Linked DNA regions of Homo sapiens: all the other regions are linked to region 2. Evidence: chromatin contacts called from ENCODE Hi-C or POLR2A ChIA-PET data. All regions are on one chromosome and are shown on one strand. The core of a region is the stretch at or near the end of the contact, and the rest is flanking DNA. Distances in the headings are between cores, read along the strand shown. Region 1 has its middle 94 kb from the start of LINC01950. Region 2 overlaps EFNA5 (ephrin A5). Region 3 has its middle 140 kb from the start of EFNA5.

Region 1 (2,700 bases), core at 76-2,575, 280 kb after region 2:
AGTTTGGTATGGCAAGGCTGAAAATGTGTAGTTGGAGAATATTGGGAGCTCTGTGGACTCCATCTTCAATTCTCCTAGGGCACTCCCAATTATAAATGTCTGTAATATATAGTTGTAATATTTTCTAAAAGAAAAGAACTTGGAGTTCAAAGATATAAAAGCAACCCTTGCTCTGTATTGACTAATTGCTTGAGCTTTAGAAAGTACTGTAACTGTTCTGGGCCTCAGTTCTCTCACCTACAGTATGAATTAGACTGGATTAGAACATTTCTAAGGTCCCCTTTGGTGGCAAGGACTTGAAATACGACTTATAGCTTGCTTATAAACATTTGCTTCATCTACATTTTTCAGCTGAGGTGCTATTTTGATTTTGTCATTTGCACTGAGTCTTTTCAGTCTTTTGATAAATGTTCCCTACATCAAAATGTCCCTAACTTCAAACAAGTTATTTTCAGTCTATTATGTAGTGATTTTCTGATTTGGTAAGGAAAAAGAAACCACGGAATTTCTATTTTCTATCTTAAACTTGTTCAGTCTTTCTTCTACTTACTCTTTCAATACTCCTAAGGGAAAAATAATTTTTTTTAAGTCTTCTGGGAGAATTTTTCATTTTTGCTAGTTGTTACATATTTTCCTGAAAGTTTTTAAAGTACTTAACTGTTAAGTGCATTTAAATTATTCCTAAACTTTTAAAGACTTTTTTAAAAGTTAAAGATTGCCTCCTTTGTGGTTAAAATTAAAAACAAGAAACAAGGGACCCTGAAAAAGAACTCATGCTATGTCACTTGTTTAGACAGTTTCAAGGCCACTGAGACTGTTACTAAAACTTCATCTTTTCTTAATGCTGTTCATCTTGCTGCTTCTTTTTTATTCTATGAAAAAAATATTTTTAAACAAATTGTCAGGAACTTTTGGATGCTAGACACAGAAGCGACTTAAATGGATTGTGTTAGTTACCCATTACTATGTCCCTGGTTGCTCTGAAACTGAGCTTCTTAAAAGGACCCACACTTTTTAATCTCAAGGTCTCTCTGGGTCAGGAATCTGAGCACAGTTTAGCTTGGCTCTCTATTTCATGGTCGCTCACAAGGTTATAGTCATGCTGTCAGCCAGGTGTCAGCAGTGTCATCTGGCGGCTAGAATGGTAAATGATCCACTACCTAAATCATTCAGTGGTTACTGGTAACATTCAGTTCCTTGGGCCACTGTTGGACCAAGTGTCTTAGTGAAATTGGGGAGCTCCCTGACTCCTTTGTGAGCAGGAACTGGAGAGGCTCATTTCACTCAGCCTGCCTCTGGCCACTCCTCACAGGAGGAAGCATGCAAATTAAGCGAGTGCAGAAACTGGAGCGAAGGAAAGCTGGAACGGCTGGCCACTTCTCTCTGGTGGGAGCAGGCCCTGTGCTGGCCCCACAGGATTGTCCAAATGTATTACAATGCTCTTTTAGCAGTTGCTGTCCACTGACGGCTAAGTGTTAACCAGAGCAGTGTAGAGTCAGGGCGAGAGCCTTTTACAGCCTGCCATCTTGGTACCCAGGTCCTTGTTCAGTGTCCAGGAAGAATCAGGTCTTGAAGGATGGTGAATGCGGAGGTTTTATTGAGTTATAAAGGTGGTTCTCATCTGAGATGGAAGCTGCCTCTGTCTGCTTTAAATTAGTTATCTTTATAGCCAGAATAAACAAATAACTCAGTTTTCTACTTTTCTAGTTTTTATGAGCTAAGTAGTTTAATAGACTGCCCAAAGGCAGTCTTATCTGCACCTATCTATAGCATGAAAGAAAAAGCTCAGTCTTTAAATTCAGGCAGATCTAGATTTGAAACTTCACCCTGATTAAATGACATTACCTATTCTCTCTGAGTTTTAGTTTCCTCATTTACAAAAATGTGACAACATCTTTCACACAGGGTGGTTATGAGCAATAAAACAATTACAGGAAAAGGTGCAATGCATGGCACGTAGTAGCAGTAAAATCAATTATGATTTTTACTACTATAATATTTATAATTTAATATTAATATATTTGTATTAATGATAGTAGTAATAATTATCACTCTTTTTACTTTCTCATTATGTTTTTTCCAAAAAATATGATTTCCTAAAAGCACAATAATACGTTATTTCATTATTTATAATTGTAACAATTGTATTTGTTTGTAGGATCAGGTATTCAAAAATATTTTTCCACTTTCTCCTGTGATTCATTTTGTGTGTCTGTTGCAATCTTATCAGCCAGAATGTAAATTTTGTAAAGCGTGCTAGACTGAATTTAATTGTTAGACATGACTCATTCTTTTCATAAAGACAATACAAATTTTCTTGCAAGATATTGACAGTGTAACTTGGTGAATCATATCGGATTAAATATTTTATTAATATTTAGTGATCACTAGCAATATTGTGTTAATATTTTATTAATATTTAGTAATTACTCTCCATGTGCTGTTTTATTGAGTTATAAAGATGGTTCTCAGTGGGATGGGGAGCTGGAAAGGGGATGGAGTGGGAAGATAATCTCCAACCATCTAGCTGCCTCTTCGACGTTCAGATGCTTCTTCTCTTCTCTCCTCTGCCGTGCCACTCTGTTCCTCTGCCAGTGGAGTTTGGGGTTTATATGGGCACAGGATAGCAGGGAGGGGTTGGCCACAAAGCAACATTCAGGTGCAAAAACAGGAATGCCTGTTCTCATTTAGGGTCATGGG
Region 2 (2,700 bases), core at 52-2,551:
TAAGCATTTGATTCTGTCTTCAGCCTGTTTATCTAGCAGTATCATCTGTAAAGTCAGTTATGTGCATGTAGCAAATCAAGTTCACAAGGCTTGAAGTGAGTTCATCTCAGCTCAGAAATTCATTGAACAGCAGTGTGAACATCCATGTGTCACTTTTTTCACACTAACTCTCATGAATAAGACATATACTCCCTCAGGAACCCGTGGTTTTCCTAATGAATTGGAGTCACCTATGTGTACTGTATTTGTGACATGCACATTTGCAGTTGAGGTCCACAGGAAGGACACCATTTCCTGGATCAAACCGCAGAGTGCAAATATTGTGCCCTAAATAACACACTAGTTACTGTAAATGTCAGTAGAGGGAGTTTTTCTGGCTATGATTTAATGAAAGCCTACAGCAAAGCCAGCTGTTAGCACTTCTTAACTGCTTGTCAGAGCAACCAGGGGAGATAGGGAGGACCAAAAACACTTTTTCTCTACACTTTTGTTTTAAAATTAAAGTAGTTTTCAACAGGTGTTGAATAGGGACACTGGGGACCCTATACTACTTGACATTATTTAGTTGGTGAATTTAGAAGTTCTCCTCCAGGAGGGTTACTTGGATCTAGAATTACATAAGGAGACTGTGTAAAATTTGTTTGGAAGTTTGTATATTGAATCCTCTCACCTGCAAAAGAAGCATTTTTGTGTTCTCAGCTCCCCATGAGGAATAATTTAAAAATAAAAATAAAGGAGAGAGAAGACACACCAAATGCCGATCCCTCTTTGTCACTTTGGGTATTGCCAAACTAATTGTAAGCCATGTGTGATTTGATTGATGTCATCTGCTTTTTCTGAACAAAGAAACCACTTGAAGCAAACACATAGGGAGGAAAGTATGCGACGCTCGTTTCTGTAATTTTTGTCATTTCTAGGATGCATTAGTAAATACATGTGGTTGTTAAGGGCCTTACTGCCCTTGGAAATTCCTTTGACATTTTGCTGTGTGTACACAGGGGAGATAATCTTTCAACCATAGGGAAAGTTTACAGTCTTATTATCTTGAAAAGGAGAAGAAAGTTTCTTCCTCAAGTGATTTATAACTTGAAACATGCTGTCATGTTTTGGTAAGCCCACTTTATTAATTCCATCCTTCTCTGTGGCAAATTGAAAAAAAAAATACATGTACCGTTGCAACATAGTACTTTCTCAATAGCATATTGTACTTATAATAGCATGATGGAAGTTACCGGGCTTGGGTTAGTCATATAGAATGCAGAGCCAAGTTCTGAGTAAAACCTCTAATTGAATTACCTGCAAAAGCACTGACAGACAAGCTTTCAGTACAGACAAAGCTCTGCTTTCCCCAGCAGAAATAGGTCACGTTTAAGTCTGCCTTGTAACTCTCTGTTATTGGTTTTTGCCGGCACTTTCACCTTGGGCCTCTGTTGGGCCCCTTTTCCTGCAGCAGAGGAGGAGCGGCTCTGTGAAAGCTGGAGGGCTCACACATTATCCTCTCGATTTAGAGAAAATTGATAACAGATCAAGTTAAATGGAAGAGACTTTGAAATAAAAATCCAAAGTATTTCTTCACAGATTACTCACATTCTTGCATGATTCTTTTATTGTATTGAAAAGAGAAACTCAGGATATGAAAGTAGCCTTTCTATAGCAGTGAGACCTGAAAAGTACTGTTTGTTTTAATTTGGAGGAGGAATTAGAGAAAGTTCCTGTTGTTCAAGTCAGGAAAGAATTTATTGTTCATCATTTGTATGTGAAAATGAAGAGTAATATGTTGTTGTTCTCTTCTTTCTTTCCTGCTCTCTCTCTGTGTTACCCACAGCCTCTGCAATCCCAGATAATGGAAGAAGGTCCTGTCTAAAGCTCAAAGTCTTTGTGAGACCAACAAGTAAGTTCACTAGAATGAGCTTCAGAGGGTGGCTTCACCGCGCATGCTTTATTGTGTGGTCTGGTTCACGGCGGTAAAACTTTTTTTTACTGTTAAATCTTGTGTGGTATCTGTTTTGTATATCAACATTCATATTTTAGTTTTCATCATATTTTTTCTCATTCTTCATGATGCTTTTACTTAAGTACACAGCAGTTGCTAACTTGTTGTTTCTTAGACTGTTGTACATGCAGAGCAAATGGGAACAATATTGGCATTTGGAACATGCCATTGATTGTAAGACAATCTACATAAAAAAAGAAAAAAAGGAGAGAAAGAAAAAAGAAAGAAATGGGAGTTTAAGGGTGTCTTCACTAACATATTTGGCTGTTATCTCTATTTTTGTTATAGATAGCTGTATGAAAACTATAGGTGTTCATGATCGTGTTTTCGATGTTAACGACAAAGTAGAAAATTCATTAGAACCAGCAGGTTAGTATGCTTAGAGAATCTCTTTTAACAAATGCATCTATTTCTCTGGTGCTTCCGTATTTTTTTCCTTTCTTCTTCTCTGCATGTTTGCATGTTATAGTTGTTGTTCTGCTTTTGCTCATTGCTAGCGATGCTAATATGACTTATATTCTACCTCATTCCTCCAGTATCTTTGTGCAATGCATGTTAGGTAAAATAAAATTTTCTTTTTTGGAATGGGTTTGAGCTAATGCAGTATCCTAATATAGAAGCCCCATCGGAATGCTAAAATCTCACTGCCTTTTACCATATCCTCAGAGCATGCTGGTGAATCACTGTGAATATTAAAGGATCTGTTT
Region 3 (2,700 bases), core at 165-2,664, 420 kb before region 2:
AACATGGAGAAACCCCTTCTCTACTAAAAATACAAAAATTAGCCAGGCTTGACGGCAGGTGCCTATTGTCCCAACTACATGGGAGGCTGAGGCACAAGAATCGCTTGAACCTGGGAGGCAGAGGTTGCAGTGAGCCAACATAGTGCACTGCACTCCAGCCTGGTGATGGAGTGAGACTCTGTCTCAATAAATAAATAAAAATAAACTTTCAGAATAGCCTATGTGAGGAGAACCAAGAAGGGGTGAGTTCTTTAGGTGACAACTGAGATCTGAAATTTCAGCATTAGCTTGTGGTTACTGCACACTTTGTTCAATGGTTTCATTTTCTCATGTCTAAGTCCTCTTCCCCAAGCCGCATGCCCACTCCAGCATGCTTGAGCAGGTCCCCGCCTCCCACACTATACCTGCTATGCCAGGGGGACCTGTCCACTGTTTCTTAGACCTGTGGGAACGTGGGCATCTTCTTGCCTGAACTCCTGCTATTCCTACAGCCTAGATTGTCCTGTGTCCTCTCTGTAGACTTCCACGACTCTCTACCCCAAAAGCAAAATTGACCTTTCCACCTTCTATAACATCTACTGGCCTTCTACTTGTCTGGGCTGATCAAGGCTGGGGATAACTCTGCATTCCCTGTGCCTAGCACATAGTGGGCACTCAATAAGTTCCTGTGAAATTGACTTGACTCTCTCTGCCCATACCTGCAGCTATAATACCCTATCAGCTAGAGCTTCTTCTTTCATGAAAACCAACAATATTTAGAAACAAAGCACCATTTCTGTTTTGTTATCTTCTTATCATGTATTGGCTTCCAAATCTTTAATTGTTTCCTGTATTTTCTTTATCCTAAATCCTACCCTCATTTGAACTCTGAACACATTGTTGGAACTTTGTAAAAGTTAATAATAATACATTTCATCCTATATTTATTTGTCCAAAACTATTTTCGAATATGTACATATATAGTTAGAAGCATCACGGAGTCCCACAGATATTTATAATGTTTGACTCACTCCAGAAAGATTCCTGGGATTTTTGCTGGGTCAGCCATCTGGCCGCTGTACTGTGGGCTGCCTGGTGTCTCACTGTGGTGTCTCCCAACCTTCCATTCCCCTGTTTACTTGGGTGACAGTTTGCTTCAGTGGTCAGATCCAGCCCTCAGCCTGCTTGATCCCTTCTCCCATGGAAGTCAGTCCCTGGCTGGTTTCAGTGGGCATTGTTGAGGTGGCGGCCATATGTCAGAGGTAGGGAGTGGAGAGGAGAGAAGAAGAGAAAAGGGGAGCTCCCAGCTGCATGACTGTCAGGGGCTTCTAGTGGGGGATTCTGACAGAGTCAGGAGGTGAGAGGAGGACCAGCTGCTTAGCAGCTATTTATAAGACTGTCATATGGGGAAGTGTGTCTGGCCGGCAGAAGCGAAGGGGGGTGGCGGACTGAACTGGCTCCTTATTTAGCTTTATGACACACACGCAGCCCAACTGTGAGAACCCACTCTGTGTGGAGACACCTGGTCAAATCTGCCTCCGCCAGACGGTGGGAAAGAACATTGACATTTCTCAATGGAATTGAAAAATGGCAGTGCAATTGGGTTTTCAGTAAGAACAATAAACTTTTTTCCATCTTGCTTTCCTTCCTTGCTGAAACTCTTAGGCCTCCCATCAAATAGACTAGTGTTACCTGCAGCCACTGCCCCAGGGGTGCAGGCTTCCACCAGAGAGCCCTGCAGTGTTAACCAGGAAAGAGCAGAAGTGGAGTTAGACCCTTCTTTCAGCTGGGCAGGAGCAGTCAAAGGCTGGAGATTTCTACAAAACCAGCTAAGCCGTGGGAGACAGAGTGACTGCTGGTTTCCTGGAGTGGAGAGAGGTTAATAGTGTGGTGCATTTGGGGTCTGTATGGGGACCAATGTTATTTAATGTGTTTATTATTGATTTGGAAGAGCGAATGGATACTAAGTTAGTGAAGGCTGTGGAGGGCACTAAGTTATTTCACTTAGTAAACACCACAGAGAGTTGCGGAGAATTCAGGAAGGATTTTCCATGGAGTTAAAGAAATTAGAAATAAAAATGTCTCGTTAGATGATGTACTCTGTCCCACTGGGCCAGCAGAGAATTGTTGCCGACAAGAGAAAATATTTCCTAGAGTTTAATTCAACCTCAGTTTTTAAATGCCTTCAATGTGCTCACCTTCTTTCTGGGAATATGGAAGTTCTGTCTGTTTCCTAATGCCTGTCTCAAGTTTTTCTTTTTAAATTCCTCCTATTATGCCTCACAGTTATACCACAGGGATGGGCTCTCTTTGTGGCTTCTCAGTATTTCATTTTCTGTACAACACCATGAAGGCAGGCCATTAACATTTCTTCTAGCCAATTCTGCTCCAAAGTAGTTCTTTCATCTTTTCTTAAACTGTTTTGTCATTATTCGTTCTTCCTAGTTCCCAAATCCTGGTAGCTGCCATCAGCCCCCTTTCAGATTCAGAAAGTAGTCTGATTCCTAGACCTGGTAGATTGTCCTGATGGCCCCAAAGGGAAGAATATTATAGAAATACAGAAATAGTAGTTAGACATTTACCTATTCACATGTCTGTCCAATAACATGGCCTGTGGTTGAAGCTCAAAGTCGTAAAAATCATGTTTGTCAAGTGATCGTATTGAAAACCCATTTCCAACTTGCCATCAGGCTCATTACCAGCATTCTTGAGTTCCAAGTA

Evidence for each region. A loop is a pair of places that touch in the nucleus more often than their neighbours do. ChIA-PET counts read pairs that join two places held with the same protein, here RNA polymerase II (POLR2A). Pooled maps may share reads with other maps.
Region 1: a loop to region 2 is called in a map of Calu3, with 2.8 times the contacts of the local background. The contact joins two enhancer-like sites. A Hi-C loop is called at or near these places in 1 of 168 maps with a recorded cell type or tissue (Calu3) and 7 of 50 pooled maps. POLR2A ChIA-PET finds 5 or more read pairs at or near these places in 1 of 52 experiments (OCI-LY7).
Region 3: a loop to region 2 is called in a map of GM12878, with 2.4 times the contacts of the local background. The contact joins two enhancer-like sites. A Hi-C loop is called at or near these places in 1 of 168 maps with a recorded cell type or tissue (GM12878), 7 of 37 single-sample maps with no recorded cell type and 3 of 50 pooled maps.

Annotation. Positions count from the first base shown.
Region 1 is chr5:107,103,281-107,105,980 of GRCh38, reverse strand. No RefSeq gene overlaps it. Among named protein-coding and RNA genes, the nearest start is that of LINC01950, 94 kb to the right of the region's middle. Within about 2 kb of position 1,325, at least 2 of the 41 ENCODE cell types and tissues checked have a DNase peak (open chromatin) inside an H3K27ac peak, as active enhancers do.
Region 2 is chr5:107,386,897-107,389,596 of GRCh38, reverse strand. It overlaps EFNA5 (ephrin A5), which reads left to right. Exons shown (of 5, transcript NM_001962.3): 3 at 1,826-1,891; 4 at 2,282-2,362. Among named protein-coding and RNA genes, the nearest start is that of EFNA5, 280 kb to the left of the region's middle. Within about 2 kb of position 1,301, at least 9 of the 41 ENCODE cell types and tissues checked have a DNase peak (open chromatin) inside an H3K27ac peak, as active enhancers do; they include GM12878, where a contact is called at or near this core.
Region 3 is chr5:107,811,420-107,814,119 of GRCh38, reverse strand. No RefSeq gene overlaps it. Among named protein-coding and RNA genes, the nearest start is that of EFNA5, 140 kb to the right of the region's middle. RefSeq lists enhancers at 437-636, 1,354-1,453, 1,554-1,663. Within about 2 kb of position 1,414, at least 3 of the 41 ENCODE cell types and tissues checked have a DNase peak (open chromatin) inside an H3K27ac peak, as active enhancers do; they include GM12878, where a contact is called at or near this core.